Regions from separate parts of the Mus musculus genome. Here all the other regions are linked to region 3. A link is a loop called in an ENCODE intact Hi-C map of the cell type or tissue named here. Cell type or tissue: left cerebral cortex. All regions are shown on one strand.

Region 1 (8,000 bases), 480 kb before region 3:
CTTTCAAAGAACAAAGCAACATAGGTTGTATTACTATTTGTTCCACAAACTAAATGTCAGCCCGCCCTCCGTGTAGGTGTTTGGCCTTCTTCTGCCAGAGTTGGTTGGCGGCACTAAAGGATCCTTGAGTAGCCACAGGCATGGCCACATGTGGCCACACAAATGCAAATCGGGAAAGGTTCTGAACGCAAAACACAGGAGGAGGTGAAAACGGCAGAGACTTGCATCTACAGCCATGGTCCGGGAGTCCTGTTGGGCCTCATGGCTTCTGAGGCAGCAGCTAAAATCCTGGGGTGGGAGTGGACCGCGGTCTAAACTCTTTACCCTGTTTACGTATTGGATTAAGCGCTTGAGTTGAGTTTAGCTCTGTCGCAGATAGTATACTGTTCAAATAGAAAATTCAACAGAAAAAATAACACTCACCCAGGCTGGACAGAAGATAGAAGAATTGGCAGAGAGAGACAGAGAGACACAGAGACAGAGAGACAGACAGAGAGACAGAGAGACTCCTAATCCACCCAGATCTGAACGGTACCATGAGGATACCATCAGGAACCAGGAGCTCACACATAGAACAGCTTTGTGGAAGGGGGTGACATAGTATTCTGGAGTTCTAGAAACTTCCAAGGCTGGCAAAGAACAAAAACGTCTTATGAGACGGGTCCCTGAACCAGGCTGGCTTCGACTGTGGCAGTCCTCTGGCCTCTGTCTACCAAGTACTGGGATTACAGACACGTGCCACAATGTCCAGAGGTTTTGATTCTTAAAATACAAAAACTACATATCATTTTTAGCACAGGTTATCTTTTAATAACCTCGAAATTGTATATTTCGTTTCTCCAAGATGGAGAAAATAACAACATAGGCAATCCAGACTGTCCAACGATGGCTATCTACACTCAGATGTATTTTTACCTGATAACTGAAGACAGCAGCTTGCAGCAGCGAAAGTATAGGTTAAGAGACAGAAAAGCAAATGAAATAACAAGATGCATTTCTTTGTGCTTGAACTCTGTCCCCTTCCCCACCTCCTAAAATACCTACTTACCCAACAAAAATGGGTTTTAAGATTTATTTTCTACCTATCGAGTTAGCAGGCACGCTAACAATTTCCTGATCAGCTTTATGAATTGATTAATAAGGCAATCATGGTTGGGAAAGCTTTTATATGCCAGCTGATATTGATGTCATCTATAAAAAGATGACCAACTGATAGCCAGTAACGCAGGTCCAAAAATGACTGTGTTGGAAATCTAATGCAGTGATCCTGACCTCAAGTGCTTTGAGGCAAATAACAACTGTCAAGTCCTGATAGCAGCAGTTGACCTCAGAGGCAGGTGACAGAAAGCAGGGGAAACAGCCATTTTCTCAAATTCTGTTAAGGACAGTAGTGTGGTGGGAGGGACTATCCACCAACCCGGGAAGCCTCCCACCCCCACCCCCCCATTATCCAGGACCCAGAGATACGCACAGGAATTCTAATGCTTTGGGTGTCACTGGACAGTGAAGGCCCACTAGATTCTGACAGGATTTGTTTTTTTATAATTGTTTTGCTTTGTTTTCGTTGGCTTTGGTGTTTCTCATGAAAGCTTTTAACATTTACCCAAGTAGGGCTCGTAGAGCAGTAAACTCCACCTACCTACCAGTGCTTCAAGAATCTCCACAGTAGAGCTGCCCTTGCTTCATCTTGTCTCAGACATCACATCGCTTCATGCGCAGATGTGAAATAGATGTGTAAGCGCATATTTCTTTTTTTAAAAGATTTATTTATTTTATGTATGTGAGCACACTGTCGCTGTCTTCAGACACACCAGAAGAGGGCATCAGATCCCATTACAGATGGTTGTGAGCCACCATGTGGTTGATAGGAATTAAACTCAGGACCTCTGGGAGAGCAGCCAGTGCTATTACCGTTGATAGTGCATATTTCTAAGTGTTTTTGAAAAAAACAACCCAAAATAATTATCATTCCTGTGAAAAGCGTGCGTTCATTGGTCACGTCTGTCAATCATCTCCTAGATGCTCTTCATAAATAAGGTTCAAATGCGATCCATATGCTACCATCGGTTGCCACACCTCTTGAGCCTATTTTGAGCCTATGGGTTCCACACAGCACGGCTTTTCACACATTGAGGCCACGGAGGCACTTTGCCCGTGGTTTCCCACATTCTGGGTTTTGTCTTCAGAGCAACTCATGTTTGAGAAGCTGAAATAGGAGACCTGAAGGCTCAGAGCTGATGCTGGACAAAATGAATCCAACTGCCCATTGACACCAGAAGGGCCATGGTGTCTGTTTGCCTCCTTTTTTCTCTTTCATTTGTTTGTTTGTTTTATTTTTTGAAACAAAATCTCTCTGTGTAGCCCTGGCTGACCTTAAAATTATGTGATCCTCCTGCCTTCGCTTTCCCAGTGTGGAGATTATAGGTTTAAACCACCCTGTGTGGCTGCCTGTTTCTTCTTAAAGATATCTGTCGACGAGCTGTAAGTTTTGTAACCACATACTGACTAGAGAAATCCATGGGACAATTTTTAATTGTATGAGTATGGATGAGTGTATCTCATGCATGCCTCATGTCTGTGGAGACAGAAGAGGGCATAGAATACCCTGGAACTGGAGTTACTGTGGTTGTGAGCCTTGTGGGTGGCAGGAATCGAACCAGGATCTTCTGCAAAAGCAGCCAGTGCCCTTAACTGCTGAGCCACCTCTCCCCCATCAAAAATATTCATAATGGTCTGGTTTTTTTTAATTCCCTCTGTGTTTTATAACACATAGAGCCTATCTCAAGGAAAGAAAAAAATGTGGAGCCAGCAAGATGGCTCAGCCTCCAAGACTGATAACTTTACTTGGATCCTCACTACCTCCCGAAAGTTGAAGTTGTCCTCTGAGCTCAACACATACACTATGGTACTTTGAGTACATACACAACACACATACACAATACACACACAACACACACACACACACAAATAAATAAACATATAAATAAACATATAAATAAATAAATAAATAAATAAATAAATGCAATAAAGAAGAAAACTTAGGCCGGGCAATAATTGGCACACACACCTTTATTCTCAGTACTCAGGAGACAGAGGCAGGTGGATCACTTTGAGTTTGAGGACAGCTGGTCTACAGAGCAAGTTCCAGGACAGCCAGAATGCAAGAAAAGAGAGAGAGAGAGGGAGAGAGAGAGAGAGAGAATTTAAGAAGAAAATAATTGCCTTGAATGTCATATGGAATGCAATAGAAAACCCTTTGACTTAAGTAGCAGGGGTAGTTAAAGGGGTAGAGGTGAAACTATCGTTTTGTTTTATTTTTAAGGTTGACTCTTCTGTGTCTGTGTATGTGCTCATGGGTGTGCACAGACCCATGTAGGTGTATGTGCATGCATGTGAAAGACAGAGACTGCTGTGAGATGTCTACCACCTTACTGCTTGAGACAACCTCCCTCACGTAATCTGGACCTCACTAACTTGGTTAGACTGCTGGCCCAAGCCTAGTCCTGGGGTTACCTGCACACACTGCCATGTCTGACTTTTCCATGAGCGCTGGGATCCAAACGCAAGCCCTATGCTCATATGTGTTCCCTAAAATAAAGGATACGTCTCTACAAAACTAATCGTAAGACCAAATAACTCTTAACTAACTGGCAAACACAGTTCTTGACAAGAACTCTTACAAGAGAGGCAAGTTGAATTGCGAAGGCCATGTCTAGTGTAACACGGACAGATGTGGGTGGGCAGGGCAGCCTGCTTCGACCAGAGCTGAAGCAGCACTAGTGACCAGTGCACCTAGAATATCAGATGCTCTCTCTGTTCAAAGACTGCCCTGTCACTCACACAAATCAACTTAGAGTATGTGACACCCCCACCTCAGTGTACAAAGGTTGCCAAAATTACAGTCAATTCATTAATCTCCCATGCCAGGGAGAGGTAGCCATCGATCACTCTGGGTTATACTGACAGCAAGACAATAACATGACGTCCCCTCCATTAGATAGCGTTCCTTCCAGTTCATTTGCTATCAGAGTCTCTCTAAAATGCCTTCTAACTAAAATATGTCTTGCCCGGATGGAGACTTCCAAGTGACTTGCTCAAGAGAAACATCCTACTTCCTTAGAATAAAGGAACATAAAAATTTCATTACAAGTGATATCTCTTAATAAATTTAATATTAAAAATGCTTCCTTTTTATCAGGGAAAGACGATGAAAGGAAGAGAAAGGGGAAAGAAGGAGAGATGAAAGGAAAAAATGGCTTAAACTTCCAATATTTAGGATGCTAATTTTTATTATGGTATTTAGGAAATTTAAATGCCACAAAACCAAAATTGAGGGGAACTGAAACTAAGTATTCATGTGAAACATTGTGGAGGGGTTTGGTTTGGTTTTTAAGATTCTATTTATTTTTGATTTTACATGTATGTGTGTTTGCCTGATTATGTGTGTACCACATGCCTGCAGTGTGATTAGTGCCTGCTGAGGCCAGATGAGGGTGCTACTGATCCCCTGGGACTAGAGTTACAGACAGTTATGAATCACCGCGTGGGTACTAGAAATGGAAGCAGAGTCCTCTAGAACAGTGGTTCTTAACTTATGGGTCGCAACCCCAAACACTGAAGGACCCTTTCATAGGGGTTGCAAGTCAGATATCCTGCATATCAGATATTTAATTATGAAAATTTAAAGTTATGAAGTGGCAACAAAATAATTTTATGGTTGGGGGTCACAACATGAAGAACTGTATTAAAGGGAGCATTAGGAAGGTTGAGAACCAGTGCTCTGAAAGAACGATCAATAAATGTGGTGTTTATCACAGAGAGTATTCTTAAAATAAAATAACTAGCTAGGTGTAGTGGTGCATATCTGTAATCCCAGGATTTGGGGGGTGAGGGGTGGGGGGTGGAGGCACAAGATCAAGGAGTTCAAGGACAGACTCAGTTACATGGGGAGTTAAAAAAATGTCCTGTAAAAGGCCCTGTTTCAAATAAATATTTTTAAAATTATAATAAAAATAAAATGACTGAGAAAATTGAAACATTTTTATCTTCCATTTTTCATGCTCACTTCCTGGTTCTTTGTTTAGGATTCTGGTTAGCGGCTGTGAGTACGGAAATTGGAATGCAGGCCTTAGCCAGCAGAGCCTCAGGAATGGTACTTCCTTAGGGCCCTCGATAAACTGGCTTAGGAAATACTAAGCCATCCCGAACGCTGTTTCAAAGCAGTGTAGTTAATTGATATTTGATAGGAAAAGAAGAATCCTTTAAAATTATTAATAATAATAATATGGGAGGACTTTTAAGAAACATGGGAACAAAGACAGGAACAAAGAAACAAAGGAACAAAATCTATAAACTGAATATGCTGTAAATTAAAATCTGAAGAATAAAGTCAACGGCATTATACTAGCGCCACTGCCAGGTTTTTCCGCAACGAAGAAAGTCTCTATCAAGGAGCCTCCCTCTGCCTGCTCCCCCTCCGCACAGAATCCGCTGGTTTGCGTTTCTGGAGCGATTTCCTCAGCCAGTCCTTGCAGTCAGTTGTGTCACCCAGCTTTCCCGTCCCAGCCCACACACCATTTCGTGCAAGGAGATCTTTGAACACGAGTTTCAGTACGATCAAACGTCTTAACTGTGACCCCAAGAAACCTACTCCGGGGGTAAAGGCCTCGCGAACAAACACTGCGCTGCGGAAAACAAAGCGGAGATGGCCGAGGCCGTGCGCAGATTCTGGAGCACACAAAGAAGCCAGAGCCATGCTCGCGCGCTGCGGCGGCGCATGCGCAGCTCAGCGGGTGCAGGTGCGCGCGCTGGGGTGAGGTGTGGGGTGGGGGGTAGGGGGTGGGGGGTATGGAGTTGAAAGCACCAGGAGCTGGGTGGAGTGAGCTCTGCTCCTCCCCAGCTGTGTGGTTGGGGACACAGGCAGAATGTTGCTTAGCCTCAGTTTTCTCATCTGCCAGATGAAGCAAATGCCATCGAGCCCACTTAATGTCGGAGCTAAAGAGATAACCGGTGGTTTCTTAGCATGCGATAGACGCTCAATGAATTTTTTGCTATTACCAGATACCATCCAAGCACTAAGTGACATCACCATAGCAACATCAAGATCCTTAGACTGATTATGTAGACAATTTAATTAAACACAAATTTAAATAACACGTATTCCTCTTTTAGATACTTGAAGAATCATGTCTGTGTGGACATGGATACAGCAAGTGGGCTTCTTGCTCTTGTATTTTATCTTATCTGTTATTCTGTCCAAACAAGGACGAATCTGTGGGCGTAGTAAATGAGCACAAGTCTTTACAAAAGCCTGTTCAGTCCGGAATGTCTAGAGCAGCTCCAAGCTCAGAGCCTTCCACAGTGTTATTACTAGGCTTCATAGTCAGTATCAGTCAGTCCTTCTGAAATCCCCACCTCCAAGAGGGACCCAGATGTTAAGTGTAGTGCTTCCCACACCTATGCCAAAGTGGAAACGTTGCTCGCGCTTGCTCCAGCAGCACATATACAAAGTGGAAAGTTGCTCAGTGTTAATGTGTTTCAGTACAAAGATGTTCTAGGCCACAAGCTCACATAGATATCTGGTTTACTCTACTTGTAATGATCTACATCAAGTTTGACCCCCTAGGACTCAAAGGCCAAGGTGGTATGTTTTGTGCCTATGAGGTAAGAATCGTTTGTTTTTAAGTGATGGGAGGGGTACCAAAAGAAAAGTGTATTTTATAACATTTCATGCTTATGCGAAATTCTAATTTCATTGCCCATAACATTTCCCACTGGAACACGGCCACACCCACTCATTTACATATCTATCGTTGCTTTCATCCCTATAAGAGTTGAGGAAAATAATCCCTACAGAGTGAGTTCTGGGACAGCCAGGGCAACACAGAGAATCCCTGTCTCGAAAAGCAAAAAAAAAAAAAAAAGAAAGAAAGAAAGAAAGAAAGAAAGAAAGAAAGAAAGAAAGAAAGAAAGAAAGAAAGAGAGAAAGAAAGAAAAAAAGAAAATGCATGTTAACAGGATCTAGATAATGATTTATGATGTACACTTGGTGACTCTGGTGGGGTGGGTGGGGACTCAGGTGTTTCTCAGGCAAGTCACGGAAGTTTTTCACTTGTAAAACACGGACAAGTCGCAGCAGAGTTCAGATAAGAAGTAGCCTCTGCGCAGAGTGAGTGTCCTGTGTCAGGCATCCGTGCGTCTTAATGTGTTTAGAAATGTTCCTCTTCCGTGCGCTTCAGGCCCCATTCCAAATTAGAACACAACCATCATCTCAGATAAGGATCTAGAAAGTAACCTGATTCTGTATGGCCGCCGCTGCCAAAAATCTTCAGTTTGTATCCTCTTCTAACTTCTACCTCTTTGCCATGATCTACCAAAGTCAAAGGAACCCACCTTATAACCACGCGACCAGCAAAGAGTAAGGTCAGAGAGCTGATGCGACTCACAATTAAATCTGACCAGTTAAGGAAAGGCCAGGCCACAGGAGCTGACAGCTCTTCCTGCCGTAGCCAGAACCCCTGCCGGAAGTCAAAGGGGGGGGGGGCAGAACCGCCCAGAACCGCCTGTGCATTCAAGAATTTCCAGTTTCTTAAGACACTCATTAGTGTCAGCTGAGAAGTTCAGAGGGATTAGGTTAGGGAACAAACATTGAAGGAACAGAGATTAGAGCCCGTGAGGGACGGAAGGATTACCCAGGAGCTGAAATGAAGGGGTTCAACCCCTAACAAAGGTAGTTTGGTTCCCTGTTTTCAGCCAGACTCTGAGAATGGCTAATGTCATAATGGCAAGCGCTGGGTCAAGATAGGAGAGCAAAGGCTGGAGAGATGGCTCAGCGGTTAGGAGCACTTGCTGCTCTTGACGAGATCCCAAGGTTGGTTCACAGCACCCACGTTAGGTGGCTTGCAACTGCCTATAAATCCAGGGAATCCAACACTATGTTCTGGCCTCTGCAGGCACCCACACTCATGCAACAACTGCACACACAGACACTCCCATGCATA
Region 2 (8,000 bases), 250 kb before region 3:
TTGTATGGTGTGCTCTACCAAAGCAAATCAGATAAAATGTTCGACTAGTTTGATCAAGGAAGATGTGGATGCATGTGACTGGAAGATCTTAAAGTAGCTCGTGGGAGCAGAAAGAGAAACAGCCAGGGAGACTCTGAGCCCTGAGTCACTGAGGTCTGCCCATATCCACAGTGCCTTGGAAGTTAACCTGGTAGTAACATAACTATTTGGTTGAAACCATTGTGCCACAAGACACCCATCTCTGGCTAAATGCTACTAACAGCCAATATAGTACTGGCTTCCAGTGCATGATAAAAACTGCATCTGAAAATTAACGAACACGAAGATTCATGTTTCGTACTTAAGATTTGTAAGTGAGAGACTATGAATCCAGTGGTTTGCTGAAGTGCTGCTGTGTTCATTTTTGCCCACAAAGTAACCCTGGAATAATTTGTTCCAGGTTTAATTTTTGATGAAATAAAAGTAGATCAAGAACTTATGAAATTTGCCTAATAAAGAAATTTTAATCAGTGCTTGTTGAACTGAAGGTAAAAAAAAATAGTTTGTTTCTTCAGATTTGAGGAGAATTAACATGTATCTGATTGTTAATATTTGATTCTTCTTTAATTATTTATGATATCAAGGAATGAATCTGTCAAGTAAATAATGAAATGCGTACACGCGGCATATGTAATTAGGTTAGGTGCATAAATCCAAAGTGCTCGCTTTAGGCTTGTCAGTGCAAAATTTATTAATAATGAGCAACGTTAAGTGAAGAAAGTTCCTAACGTATTCTACCTCATTAGTGCGGATCATAGCAATTGTTGGTCAAAGAAGAAAGGGGGAGGAGGAGGAGGAAGAAGAAGAAAGGTAGTGGCTGCCCTTCATTTACTTGGCAGTGCTTTAATGGCTTAAAAATCAGAAGGAACTGAAGCCTGTCTTAATTCCTCCTATTTAGAGATATATGACTTGATCAAAATGGCTTGTGGGTTTGAATGACTGTTGCTAACGGAAGAATTCCATACTGAAAAGATACAGGTTCCAGGGCTTCCAAACCCAAACACTGATGTCAGGGAGAAAATCCAACGAACATCTAAGGAGTAAAAATATACTCTGTGGGGTGGGGATAAAGCTCCGTGGTAGAGCACTCCCCTGCATGTGCAAGGTCCTGGGTTCCAGCCCAGCACCACAGACAAAACACATATTCTTATGCAGGACTGTCAGAGTCCAGACTAAGTTGTGGCTTTAAATTCACTGTGAAGGTTGCTCAGCAATGCTCACTTCCATTCCATCCTCCCCATTCCTCCTGGGCTGACCAGACTGGGAGCAAGGGCCTGGCTACCTGTGCCCTTGAGCTGCAGGTTTGAAGAGATGCAGGAATGAATAGGATTCAGGGACCCATGTGTGAGACACAAAAGGGCAGAGGGTGGGATCTCTGGGGTCTGATGGGCTGGAGTCTAGAGGATGCTCTTTGTCTCCAGGATGCAGAGTAGGTCCTTACTCTTCTGAGTTGTGTGGAATGGGCAATACTACCTCGAATTAAAAGTCTAAAGTGATCCCTGGTTGGAGTGAGTTCTACCTTCAAGTTAACTATCAAAAGCATCATGTTACATAAAGACCAGCAAGAAAAGAAGGAAGTCAGAAAGTTGGCTCACACCATCATTAACTAGCATAATTTCCAGAAAGTTCTTTAGACTCTAGGGTCTCGGTTTCTCCACTGGATTTAATGTTCTCTGATTCACAGAAATGCCATTGTAGCATACAAGATTACCTGTAAGCAACGGTTTGTGTGTGTGTGTGTGTGTGTGTGTGTGTGTGTGTGGTGTCTTTAAAACAAGGGAACAAGAGAGACAAAACTGTGTGAGCATCAGCATCTGACTGTTCCAGTTACAGAGGTGGCTTACGTCTGCTCTCTGAAAGAGGTGGATTTGAGGTGGACCTGGAAGAATCTGAGGGCACAACAGAGAAGGTGAATATCCAACACAGTGCAGTGAACGTCATGGGAGGCCGGTGCAGCAATACCGGTACCACAGTGGTAGAAGAATAAGGTTGGGTTAGCTCAAGACCATGGAGGGTCTTGAAGTCTTGCTGGGGAATTCTTGTTTCTTTTCTTGGCAGAGAGAAATATTTGAGATTAATACCACTTAACTCCAAAATTAATAAAACATAGTATCTATTTTGTGTAGCTTTGCTTTTTAAAAATGAAAACAGTCACACAATTAGAAAAGAAACTGTAAAAAAAAAATCTTACTTTCTTTTCTTGCTCTCCCTCTCTCTCCTTCTTATTCTTTTGTTCTGTAGCATCTGTCTGTGTATGTATGTCTGTATGTCCGTATCATCTATCTATTTATCTATCTATCTATCTATCTATCTATCTATCTATCTATCTATCTATCTATCTATCTATCTATCTAAGATAGGGTTTCTCTTTATAACAGCCCTGGCTGTCCTGGAACTTGGTTTGTAAACCAGGCTGGCCTTGAACTCACAGAGATCTGTCTGCCTCTGCCTCCTGAGTTCTGGAATTAAAGTCTCGGTGGCTTCAACACCAGGCTGTAGTCCTTATTCTTATGTAGCTTTTGAACACAAAACTTGGTAAGTCTCCAAGGAGTCTCCTCTCCACAACAAAGGGCAGCTTTGTTACCGTTCTCTTCTGTAGTTACTAGGTCAAAGCAAAACACACACACGCACACACACACACACACACACACACCCAGCTGAGTAATGGAAATCTCTTCCACTTTCTTAGGACAAGAAGTTCCTGTTTCCCTGGCTCTTCCTACTGATGTCTCTTCAAATGGTGTTGGTTAGAACTGGTGACGCACTCTTTTCAAAACCAATCCTTGGACATGGCAAGGACTTGATCCCTGAAGGCAGAGATTGCTTGTGTTGATCTCTGGTTGCAGTGGGAGAGGGAGGGTAAAGTGGTAGGTAGGTCCTGTACTGCAGGAAGGGCTCCAGAAAGTAAACTTCCAGGGTGGTGGGAATATACAGCTTTCCTAGCTGGATTACCCTGGGTTTCTTTCCAGGCTTAGCTAAAGCTGCAGTTTCCAGGACAGCCATAGGTTGTGTGTGTGTCGAGGAAAGCAGGTGGCATTGCCTTGCACTTCACATAGAGAGAGCCTCGAAGGTGCGCTCAATTATTGTCATGGTGGCCTTCCATGGGAGTTGTCACAAGGTGTGACTTCTTGCTAAGGAGGGAGACCTCGGTTTTTCCGTACCAAAGGACAAAGGCGCCAGTAAATACTGTTTTTCCGTTTGCCTTAGTTTCCCATCTGGAGGATGGATTAGGGAGGTGGTCCTGCAGGTGCCTCCGTGTCCTCCGGGTGGCAGCAGGATCTGAAAGGCTGAGGAGCAGCATGTAGTTCCACGTTCCCAGCTGCATAGATGGGAACCCTCTTTAAGGCTGAGGTCGTGTGCCCTCCGGGGTGGTGACCTGGGCATAGGCAGGACCCGCGCCATCAGGGTTCAAGGTTAGGAACACTGCTCTCATGAGAGCGGAGCGTCAGGCACGGGAGACACGGCGGAGCCTGGGCAACGCCCTAGACGCCGTCCAGGCTCTGCCAGCCAGCGGGGAGGAGGCGCCTTGGGCCGCTCATTACCCCGGCGCGGTGGCGGCTCCGGGCCCGCAGCCCCGCGGCGGAGCGGGGGCAGGCGGTCGAGACGCGCGAGCCATTTGCATTCCCCGGCAGTCATTTTTATATGCGGAGGTAATGAAGTTGTCAGCGGCGCCCCGAGTGTGGCAGAGCCTGATATTCAAATCGCCTGCCGTGTCGCCTGCCATCCCCCGCCCCCGCCCCGGCCGTCCCTTGAGTCCCGGGGCTGCGCCGCCGCCGCCAGTGCTCGCATCTCTCTCTTCCCAGCCGCTTTGTCTCCGTTGTCACACCCCTCCCTCCCCTTTGTGTCTCTGATGAGACTCCTAGTCTCAGATCAGAGGCCGCCCCTAGGTCTAGTGACCCTGCGACCCCGGGGATGCACAACCAACCATCTTCACATTGAAGTCCTTTCTGCACCCCCCCCCCTCTCTCTCTCTCTCTCTGCTGGCATCCTTGATCACCTTCAGCTTCAGCTGCAAGGAGATGACCTAAAGCTGGCGTTTAGCTGTGGGGCCCAAAGGACTGTCCTCTTGTCTTTCTGAATACGTATTTATGAGCATGTTTATGATTACAAAACCCATATCGGACCTACCGGCCCAGGCCACCATGAAAACACTAGCAGTCTTGATAAGGAAAGGAAGAAGAAAGACAGGCACACTGTCTAGATGGGCAAAGGAAGACATGACCCCTTACCCACCTGGTATTCATTTCCCAGCTGCCCATCAGGCCATCTGGGACCTACAGTGTGGTCCAAATCCTGCAAAGATAAGGTGTGAGGGAAAGAGAGTGAACTTTCTCGGTCGTTGTTGTAAAGTACTGATTGGATGTTGAAAGGCTCATATTCTCGATATAGTGTGTGAAATAAAATAGAGTGTTATAGTCAAATATTGCTTTCTATTCTTTAGAGCTGTGTGGCTGAGAACAACATTTACAATTATGTCTGTGACTGATATTCTATTTCTGTTGGGCAGTGTTGGTATGGAGGTGCAAGACCCAAGGAACTTTCTAGCTCTGATTGTACCACCCACTCTTCCTCTGCAGATGGGTTGAAACTGGGCAGGGAAAAGGACAGTCATCAGAACTGGTTGTCGGGGTGGGGAACCTCCTGACAATACACAGCGGAGCCTGAGCCCGTAGCCCGTGGCTTAATGGGTATGCGTTCTTTCCTTTGTTTACAGTAGGCGTGCCCGCAGTCATGCCACGGTCTCATGGTGTGCTATGTTGGCTTCTAGGAGTGTTTTGTGCCGTTTAGGGGTTATTTGTCCCACGCTAAACTCACTGACATGTCATTTAGAAAAGTGAATACTGTGTATGTGCTGTGACTATTTCGTAAGTACTTTTGGTGTGTATTGTTCCTCATCACGCACAGGCAGCAGAGTAAGGGCTCCCGGAGTATGCATTGGCACCGCGCGCTGCAAATGATCTGGCCTGGGGGAGTCCCGGAGTGTGTGCTGGGTTCCACATGCGGCCGTGGCTCCTACTGGGCTCTTATGGTACGCCTCACCAATGATCCGTGCACTAAAGACTCCCGGAATACACATTGACACGATAGACTGGAGTTGTTTGGGTCTATCGTGGCAATGATCCGGAGATAATGGCCATATCTTGAGATTGGAGTGCTCGTGGTCCTAAAGCACAACCAGAAATGCCCCAGATAAGCCCTCCCGTGGCTCCCAGTACAGGGCGCCTGGGTCTTTGACCTCCTGTATCCAGGCACTGTCTGTTGATGTCGAGTCTTTTCTCCTACATATAAAATTTGAAACTCCGGGGCTGGAGAGATGGCTCAGAAGTTAAGAGCACTGACTGTTCTTCCAGAGGTCCAGAGTTCAATTCCTAGCATCCGCATGGTGGCTCACAATCATCTTTAATGGGATCCGATGCCCTCTTCTGGTGTGTCTGAAGAGATTGACAATGTACTCACATACATAAAATAAATAAATCTTTTTTTAAAAAATTGAAACTTAATATTTGCAGTGAGGTTCATGTACTAGAGTTTTGTCTGATTAACCACAGGCTGAAGAGCTATGGAAGGTTATATTTAAAGAGAAGAAATGGTTTGGGGAGAACACACTTGGGAAATAGATTTATGTTAGAGAGAGAATTAATACAAAATAAATAACCTCAATCTTGAGAAAACTTAATGGCTAACCCAAGATAGATAAAGCAAAAGTGAGTAAGAAGATGAAAGAGGCTAAAAATCATGAAGGCGACATATTCAGTAGTAACAAAATTCAACTATATAAAACAAGATAAAATCTTCCCTCCGCTCCTTCTTCTATACTTTGCAATGTCACAACCACTGATTTTTTTTTTTTGTATATTCTTCCAGTACTTTTGTACGTGGACAATTGTATGTTTCTGTTCTTTAGTTACACAAGTGAGTTAACAAGAAACATTATTCTTCAAGGTCTTGATTATTAATTAATAGTAGATTGAACATCTCTGCTCATCTTTTGTAATGACTGCACGAGTTCGACAGGATAAGGAAGCCATTTTTTTTAAAGGCCCGCCATTTCTACCCTCACAACATTGAGCATGTGTTTGCACTTCCAAATGTAGACAAACGTTTGTAGGGTAAATGTCCAGCAGTGGAGGTTCTGAGGCAAAGAAATGTACAGTTCAATGCTGGCCCACACTGCCAAGTCAACCACCTGCAGCTATCAGCCGTGTGTCTGTTTTCCCACTCCTGGCCCAAGTTGTGTTCCATCATGCAGCACACTTGTGATGTGCCTGGCAGTGAATTCTTCCACCAAGTTTTCCCCTCAGCTCCCTGGTGAGAGTCCAGCTCTAGCACTGTGGTAAAGATGGTGAACGTAGAAGTCACACTATAGAGAATGAAGTCCCGTTAGTCAAGATAAAAACATGATTGAGCCGAAATCACACCGAAAGCAGATGAATTTTGGTGACAGCTCACCACTGTGGGAGAACTAGAATAAGCTCACACTGATTTATCTTTTCAGCAAATATTTATTGAAAAGTTACAAACAGTAAGAGTTCTCTTTTCAACAGCTTTCTGCTGCCCTTGACCTCTGAGAAAATTAAAAGGCATTCTTGCTAGCCTGACTAGGTTCCACATGAATGAAATACCAGATTTGTCATCTCACTGGAAGATATTTTGGAGACCACTAAATTAATGTACAAGGCTATGCAAGGCAAAGTCTCACCTGAGTCCCTCTGGCTTTTTTGTTTTCTTTTGTGAAGTTCAAGTGTTCAAAAAGACTGGTGAGACCAACAAGACAGTCTTCTCCACTTATCCGAGAATTCCACCGAACTTCTTCATATTTGACAAGTCAAACATAAGAGATGTTCATTTATCACATCGTTGATCTTACGGGTGCTCTGTTTATGTTTATTTTGTTTCCTTCTGGATAAACTGAGACACATGGGAAACATCTTGAGTCTTGTGATGGTCTGAATGATGTCCCCCAGGGGCCCATGCATGTGAATATTTGGTCCCCAGTTGGCGGTGCATTTGGGGAGGTTTAGGAGGTGTGGCCTCGTTGGAAGACATATGTCACCAGAGGTGGGCTTTGAGAGCTTAGAAACTGTAGTATTTCCAGTTGCCCTCTCTGCTTCATGCTTGTTCAAAGCTTGAGCCCTCAGCTTTCTGCTCCAGTCACCAGGCCTGCTGCTTGCTCCCTACCACCATGCTGCCTCAGAAGTTATGTTTGAATAATAATGTCCCTCATAGGCTCATATATCTGAATACTTGGTCCACACTAGTGGAACTTTTGGGAAAGGATTAGAAGGTGTGATCTTGTTGGAGAAGGTGTGTCACTGAGGCAGACTTTGTGGTTCCAAAAGACTGACCCCATTCCAGGGTGCCCTCTCTACCTCCTACTTATGGACCAAGATGTGAGCTTTCAGCTCTTCCTGTTCCCATGCTTTGCTCTGCCATCATCAACTCCAACCCATGACACCACACACTCAATGAAATGTTTCCTTTTATAAGTTGCTCTGGACATAGGGTTTTGTCACAGAAATAGGAGAGAAACTAAAATAAATTTAAACATTGAGAGGATCATATACGATTCATTTGGAGGCCAGTATGGACTTCAAATAAGTCTTGGATAAGATGAACCCACTCATGGTCAGGACTTCTGGGATCTGCAAATCTTTGTTCAGAGAGGGATGGATGCCCACATGGTGTTTTGGTACTGAAAAGTATAAAGTGGAGCAGCTGGCAGAGCGTGCCACACGGACCAACGGGATCAGGAAGCATAAGTGTTTCTATTCCAGTGAAGACCTGCAGATCTTAAAAGTAACTACTGGGGGCCATGAGTACCATAAAACTGGTTGTGCATCCCTACATGGTAATACAGTACCCTAAATTCTGTGGCCATTTGCCCAGGGCTATGGAGATTTCAGGACTATTAGACATTGTTGTAACTATGTTGTGATTGTGGAGTGTGGTACCCTCTTGGA
Region 3 (8,000 bases):
GACAAACTTTCCAAGGATGCTCTGAATAAGCAACCGTCCTCTTCACTGAGGCCTTAGCAGCTAACTACGTCCCTAACTACATCCTAACTACATCCACACGAGCACTGGGCTTGTCAGTTACCGAGTACAGAGAGTGTAGGTGACTGTGACCAGGAAAGCAAGTGACAAACAGAACTCACTAGGGCTGTTGTGAGAATCGAGAAAAGTACATAGCACCGCAAACGGTAACGTCAGCCACTCTTAGGAAATCGGTGTCACCGCGTGGAACGTGACAGGCGCAGGCTGATTAGTTTTATACAGACTGTCTGGGGTTGGGAGAGGAAGACAGAGTGTGGGGATCAGCTTATTTGTGGGAACCCTGTCCTAGTCCGAGGACGCTGTTTGTTACTGGCAGGTTTTGGTGTTGTTAATTTCCTCCCCTGAGAGTATCTGCGTGACATTTTTTCTCAAATAAGAGCTAAATTGCTGTTTGAGCTTCATGAGGCACCTTTTACCCTAACAGGAGTGATGTTTTTATATTAAAAGTTGAGGCCGATAAACAGGAAACAGACAAGTGCAGTACTATCTTACCATTTGAGTAATGGATAATAAAAAGGAAAACTTTTTTTTGTTGTTGTTGTTGTTTTTTTCGAGACAGGGTTTCTCTGTGTAGCCCTGGCTGTCCCGGAACTCACTTTGTAGACCAGGCTGGCCTCGAACTCAAGAGAACTGCCTGCCTCTGCCTCCCCAAAAAGGAAGACTCTTAAAATAAGGTTCCTTTAAGATTCCTGGGGAAACAGAATCTAAAGTCAAGATGTTAGGAACACTTGAGGACTTGTGTGTGCGTGTGTGTGCGTGCGTGCGTGCGTGTGTGCGTGTGTGCGTGTGTGCGTGTGTGTGTGTGTGTGTGTATGCCTGTCTCTGCTGGGGGAGGAGGCCTGACTCTGCAGCTTTGCCACAAGCACAAGTGTTTCCTGTGCTCATCCCCATTGCAAATGTTACGGGTTGATGCTAACCAAGGGTTTGACTGGAGTTATCTACAGCAGTGTCTCCTCTCATCTGGGGGCTGTACACATCCAAGTTACTATGATCATCACAGGACTTTTGAGAAGTCAGAGGGTAGAGGGGGTCTTTTGTTTGTTTGGTTTTGTTTTTGTGGTTTTTTTTTTAAAGCACAATAATTATATTATAATTGGACCCGTGAAACTTTTCCTCTTAGGATTTTTCCTTTATTGATTCCCTTTAATACAGGATGATACTATGTAGCCCAGACTGGCCTGGGACTTTTGATATTCTTGCCTCTATCACAGCCACATGCCACCACACTTGACTCTGAAATTCTTATCAGATCCACCCAAGGTGAAATTCTACAGGGCTTTTTTCTAAGGTACAGGGTGGGAGCTGGCTCCTCTGACATTGCCTGAGGGTAATGAAGGCAGTGGTAGCTTAGGGTGCTCGGAAAGAGGAGCTACATGCTTGCTCCAAGCTCCTTGAGCCACCTGTGCCTCTCACTTGAAAAAGTTACATAACCTTGAACACGTGGCTAAGCACAGTGCTATAGCTTGATGTTGCAGTCACCTACACTTTTGCTACACTCGGTAACCGACAAACCCGGTGCCCAGCTGCTAAGGCCTCAGGAAAGAGGACCGGTTGCGAAGGATTGTGGCTGTTTGGTTTTTGTTTGTCTGGGTACAAAGATCAAGTTCTTTTTTTCCCCTCTTCTTAAATCTTAAGTCTTGACCTACTGTAGGGTATCAAGGCAGTTCACAGGTGTTTACTGGAGACCATTTGCCCTGCTCCAGGCTGTACCACATCTCATGGCTGTACCTAAGCAACAAGAGTAGACTCCACCAGTAAAGACAAACACTTTAAAACAAGCAAAGGGAGCCGGGCTACTTGTGAAGGGCTAGGGCCAAAGTGTTTCTCCACTGACAGAAAATAAAAAGGCCCACATGTACCGACTTTACCTACAGATGGCTGCAAAGTGATTCTCCTCGCTACGCTCCTATGTACTGTATGTAATTATCTGTAATTGAATTACAGTTAAAATAATCAGTTTAAAACCAAGTATTCACATCAACTACTGGACAACCAACACCATTTTTCATTAAAAAAACAAAAAACAAAAAACAAACCTGTCATATGCCGAAAAGTGGTCAAAATGGGGTGGGGTGAGCGGTGGTTAAGTGCAAACCCCACAGACATGGGAGCCATGTGCACGATGCTTACTTCTTTGAATAAATTCAAATGACAGCCCTATTTCATTTCTTCATTCGGTTTGGAGGCCAGATGGCATTAGCATCATTTACTTCACCTTGTTGTGCTTAATTACTACAATCAACACACTATTCTCCAAATTAATCATAACAAAGTAATTTCATTAGTAACACAGCAGGCTGTTGAATTATTAGCATCATAACAGTTTGCAAACAATTAAACTTTATTTGAACCTTAAAAATTTGCAGAGTGGAACATTATTGTAAGATCTAATGGCAACAGAGTACAAATTCAGTACAGAGCAAACCATCAAGCAAAATGCTATATAAAATATGACTTACAATCACCTTTCAGAAAAATTAGCTCTCTAACTGTTCATAGAAAAACAAATAAAAGCTAGGCAAACATAATGAGAACATAACAATTAGCATATTTTCTAACAAGCCCTGTTGTTTAAATTCACATTAATGATGTTATTATGATCTTGAAGAGAATGTGATGTACTGTCAAGGGTAGAGAGAAACTTCTTCATAGCACAAAGATGAGTTTATCAACTCAACAGAAAGCGCACTTAAAGCACAGGGAGTGGCAGGTTTTCTCATCTTTCCCAATTTTAAAGGCCTTTGGTTCCAGTCTTCTATCTCCCATGTATATTCACGTTTAGAAAAGAACAAAGGCCACACACGGCTCTGGGAAGAGCGGCCTCTGTGCTGGAAACGGGGGCCATCCGTTGGCAAAGGACTCCCTCTCCTGGATTAACTGGAAAAGAAGACGGAAATCACACGGCCTCTCAGTCGGCTGTGGTGGGGGAGGGGTTCCCAAGTGGGTCCACGTGCAAACGACAAGCTGCTGCCATCTGCTGGCCACTTAGGTTAAAGGCACAACCCCGTAACCATAGGCTAGGCTTGGCTTTTCAACCATGCTGGCTCTGAAAGATGAACCACTGAATTAATTTCTGCCTGTCTAACTTTTGCCAAGATGATTTCAACCTATTTAGATGACACTTTAGTAGGAAATGAGTAACTGTACAAATGTAATTTCTGAAAACTTGAACTATGTCTACATAGGTAAACAGGATTTTTTTCTTTGACTTTGGAAAATGAGTGATCACAACATACATAGTATAACAGTAAAATAAACACTCTACTATTGCCTGTAAATATAGTTTTACATAAATAGTGGAGATTTAAAAAATATTATCAGCCCATTTGCATTCCGACCTGCAAAATTAGGCAAAAGCTAGAACCTGCACTAGAATGATTCAATAGTAGATCCCATTTACTCCAAAATATCTAGTCACTGGTGCATCTGAGACAGAGTAAGGCTCTCCTGCCGTCTCTAGAGATGATTAAAAACACCCCAATTTTAACTATATATGAAAGAGTCAGGATTCTGCAACCCTTACCCATGCATCAACAGCAGTATCAGAGAGCAAGTCAGCCTTCCCTTCACTCACTGCTGGCTGCCAACTGCTGCCATCCCGCAAGAGTCTGTCTCTTCCGTTTGGTCCAGAGCAGCGCACAGGAGTTTCGGCCAGGACTGCTACTTAGCGGTGGGATTGTGATAGTGCAGTGATAGAGTCAGAGAGGTCAGCGAATACCTGCCTGCCTCGGACTCTGAAAACATGCCCAAGTTGTTTATACCATTGTATTAATGGTAAATGGGCTTTCTTATGAATCTTTGATTTCATTAAATTTAAATAAAATTATATTAGAAAACACTGGCAAGCCCATCATCAAATTAGGATACTGAAGGGCTTTCAGCAACCCGGCTCTGGTTTGATCTGTGCGCCAGCGGACAGCAGGCTGCCACTTTCCCTCTATCTGTAATTCAAGCACCGGTTTATTCTTTCTTACCTACAGCAGGTAAACCCGTGAGTCTATACAACTTCTTTAATGAAAACATGTTATTACTCTATGAAGAATAAAATACCAGGCTAAGTCATCTCTACAGCTTTAAAGAAGTCTTTATTATTGACTCAAAATGTACAAAGTCTAGGAAATTATTTGTGGCACTCTAAAAATAACTTACACCCAGCGACTAAGAGAAACAGCAACCCTCACCGGCGCTTCAATGACTAAGATTCACGTACAATCACAGTGAATTCTACCATACAAACCAAACGGGTAAATTAAAACTAATTATTATTTGCAAAACAGCAACAGGTCTTATCTCTACTGCTTGTATCTAATGTAACCCATCACTGCCTGCTCAATCTGACATCAGAGTGCTTTAGTGCGTGACTACATCGAATGGCAGCTGAGGCAGGAATGTTCACCCAAAGGAAGGTGGCTCCGAGCAGGCACTCAGGCATTCCATGTTCCAAGGCACTTGCAGACAGACACAAGACTTCTCTGCAGGCAAAAAGAGAAAGCTACATTTAAGTTTTCTTCTTCAGTAGAAATGCTCTTTATTTATCCTGCTTAGAAAGAAAAAACATTTTTACTCAAACAAAAGTGAAAATTTGCTCAACGGTTTTCAATTAATTTCCTCAGGAAGGCCATAAAAGTGGCATTTTACTAGCTAGGAGGAGGTTTACGAACACAGCTGGTTATTATCAAAGGAACTTTAAGTAATCTGTTCACTTCCAAAGTAAATTCTCTAGAGTTATTTTTAAAAATTAAAGCTGAAGCAAAACAAAATAAAACAAAAATAAAAACAGATTTGGGGCACCATACTTATGTTATCAGAAAACTACAAAGACTTAAAAAGGCAAAGACACAAGGAAGAGAGCAAGAGAACATAAGAGCTATTACAGAATATTGGATTAAAATGTACTTACCCAGACTCTCAAATATCATACATCTCCATTAGGTAGGCTTTAGGCACCAAGCCAATGGCTCCCTTCATCTCTCCTACCCACCAGCCATATCTATTGTATTCCTAATTGAAAACAATACGCAGGATTAGCCACGAGGTTGGGGCAAGCACAGTGCTGTCTGTACGCAACTTCTTAGAAATGATTCCTTATAAAGAAAGCTACAAGTGCTGGAGCTGCAAATGGAACATTTCCATCCTTTTTGTTTTTGAATAAACCAAACCAGACCAAACCAAACAAAAAGAAACAAAAATAACAAACCCCCAAACAAACAAAACAACAGACAGACAGACAGAAACAACAACAAAAAAAACAAACAAACAAAACCCACTGCTGTTGGCAAGTATTTAAATTACTGTACAACACAAAACGTTTTCATTACTGGGCAGAGTGCAGAAGCAGTCACTCGCAGAAGAATGTGGAGAATGAGCACAGCCGGAGCTAGTTTCGGGGGCTCTCATTCTCTCCACAGTGCAGCCTCGTGCGCCGTAGGCTAAAGCCATGAAGCCAGAGGGGTTGCACGTGCCTTCAGGAAGCTTATTATCTATCTAGCAAGGACCAAAGTCATTCTTGGGGATGGGAGGGCACAACAACAAACTAGTAAGTCCTGATTAAACTTAAGTGGCTTAGAACTCAGGGTGCACCCCTTCTTCAGAAAATCTAGTACATTTAAAGATGATTAAAGTGGAGAATAAGAAAATACTAAAATTAAAAATTCACTAATACCAATACAAAATAATTCACAAGTGGAGTCTTTGAAAATAATATCCCAAAGCTTTTCCTGTTTCTCTACTGATCCTGGACTGCCTAAACTTGGAGGCATGTTAAAGTCAAGGTTCTGTTAGGTTTGCTTGCAGTGTGGAAGATCAAGAGGAAAGGAAAGTCCTCTAGTTTGAAAGGCAGAATATTAATCTGTGAACAGAGTGACTGATGAGGTGCTCTGCACGTTACAATGTGAGATAAACAAACCTGGCCCTCTCTTCTCTCCTCCATTCCCCACTGACAGACACAACATTGCTTTAGGCACTGTGAACCCTCCTTAACCGGCCTCTGTCTGCCAGATTGACTAATGTATTTTTATCTCAAATTTATTTATGTTTAGTGAGATACAAACAAGTAAAATGAATTACAAGTTTCAAGAATAATATCTTCCAAAAGCAATACTCTGCACAAGCATTAAGACCCAAATTTAATTTTTCATATAAGATAAATTTTTAAAATCAATCCCCAAAGTAATTCAATAGGTTATGATTTTCCAACGTCTGAGTCATAGATAAATGTGCATATGCACACTGAGTTATGTGCAGGGAAGGGAGGGTTGATAGACATGCAGGCTTAACATTCATATTGATTTGTATGCTATTGACCATCGCAGGGAAAATTATGCTATCCTTCAATACAAATGTAGCAACATTAGCATGTATGTATCGACAGACAGTCTACCTATAAATTAAGGGATAAAATCTATGAGTGCTTTTAAAGTGGTGGGCAGTAGCAGAATTAGGCTTATTCAAAGAACAAAGCGGGAAGGAGAGGGGGCAAAAAGGCTTACCTCATATTTCTTGTTCTAATAAGGGTACAGCTTTGATTCTTGAGGTGGTGGAATAAAGGTATTAAGTTTAAAAGTTCACTGATAGTGCAACTTTAGTGGACAAAACTGTCCAAGCAATGAACACTCGGTCCAGAACTCAGCAATGATGCATGTAATCTACATAAGGCATATTTATCAAAAGGAAATATCAACTTACTGAAAACTAGACTAGCAATCACTGTATCCTAGAAGGCACCCAATAAAACTGTCCTTTTCAGTTTTTAAGGAAATGAATACAACTGGAGCCCAACTGCTTAGCCAAACAAAAATACTTTACAGATCAAAGGTGTGTATTGTAAGATATCAAAATGGATCAATGGGGTAAGTCTGGGAGTGAAAGCTTTCACCCAATACCAGCCTTAGATTTCCCCCCCAACCGATTACATCAGAAGAGCAAAGGGTCTAGCCTGCCAATAGGAGACCCAGAAAGCACCCAGTGGGAGGGCAGACCACTGACCTGAAGCTGCAGCCAAGGAGTGATGCTCAGCCTGGAGACAACAGTCAGGTCATGGAGCTTTATGGGACTTTACAATATTCTGCTTTGGCTATAATCTGTACTGTCAACTAAGGACCTATTATTATTCCCCCAAAGAGCATAAATCCTCAAATTAAGACAAGAGATTTTACTTGAGAAAGTCTGATGCTCTGTGTGGTAGAGCAGTAAGGGTAATTAACTAGAATGGTCAGTTGCAGGCAACAGAGAGGAGCTTTCTCAGCTGGAAACAGACCCCTTACACAGAACATTACAGAGAGAAAGAAAACTGTTACAATACGTAATCATAAATGCTTCATTTAATTTAAAATACACCCCCATGTATGAAATACACACCTCATGAAAATGCTCTAAAATATCAGATCATATTCAGAAAATGGTAAGAATAAAAATCAGAATATTTCTTACTTTCTATTTATAAATAATTCCATGTAATACTCCTGTGTGAAATGAAGACATAAGATAAAATATAGCGAGACAAAAACTCTAGAAGGCAGATTTACAGCTGTGCACTGCAGCCGTCAGAGTAGTCAACAAGACTGCACACAGGAGCGTCCCTTGCATCTCCACCGTCCTCTGGACGAGCCTCCTGAGCAACATGAATCCCAATTAAACCATCTGCAGCCCATAAATCGGGATGAAAACGCTCCTTGGACTAGAACAGTTTTCTCAACTTCAGCCTCAAGATTCAACATCATGCAAGGTTTCCTTCCAAAACAGAAAGCTAGCTTCTTTGCCCCAAACATATGTGATCACAAATGATAGATTGCTTAATGGTTGGAAATAATGCCATCAGTAACTAACATGTTGTCTTAAAATCTACACAGTAATTATAGCATCGTTCTAGAAAGCCACAGATGGATCATTTAAAAATCACCCCTCAAACCTTATTAATAAAGAAA

What was found. Peaks named below come from ENCODE experiments on the same cell type or tissue, not always from the same donor. Only the 100,000 strongest peaks of a DNase experiment are listed, where the experiment ranks them.
Region 1: a loop joins it to region 3, with 4 times the contacts of the local background. A loop is called at or near these places in 17 of 42 quality-filtered maps.
Region 2: a loop joins it to region 3, with 4 times the contacts of the local background. A loop is called at or near these places in 15 of 42 quality-filtered maps.

Annotation. Positions count from the first base shown.
Region 1 is chr6:51,374,138-51,382,137 of GRCm38, forward strand. It overlaps Gm6559 (predicted gene 6559), which reads left to right and starts at 5,573. Exons shown (of 3, transcript NR_110455.1): 1 at 5,573-5,798. In left cerebral cortex, a CTCF peak has its summit at 4,483 (motif pointing right); DNase peaks (open chromatin) are centred at 4,504, 5,601, 5,982 and 6,309; H3K4me3 peaks cover 1,069 bases; H3K27ac peaks cover 1,036 bases.
Region 2 is chr6:51,609,123-51,617,122 of GRCm38, forward strand. No RefSeq gene overlaps it. Among named protein-coding and RNA genes, the nearest start is that of Snx10, 89 kb to the left of the region's middle. In left cerebral cortex, a CTCF peak has its summit at 3,302 (motif pointing right); DNase peaks (open chromatin) are centred at 3,333 and 3,608; H3K4me3 peaks cover 998 bases; H3K27ac peaks cover 1,358 bases.
Region 3 is chr6:51,855,021-51,863,020 of GRCm38, forward strand. It overlaps Skap2 (src family associated phosphoprotein 2), which reads right to left. Exons shown (of 13, transcript NM_018773.2): 12 at 4,979-5,079; 13 at 4,145-4,550. The coding sequence ends at 4,987. Among named protein-coding and RNA genes, the nearest start is that of Gm38811, 150 kb to the left of the region's middle. RefSeq lists an enhancer at 2,215-3,594. In left cerebral cortex, a CTCF peak has its summit at 3,022 (motif pointing left); DNase peaks (open chromatin) are centred at 319, 1,552 and 3,005.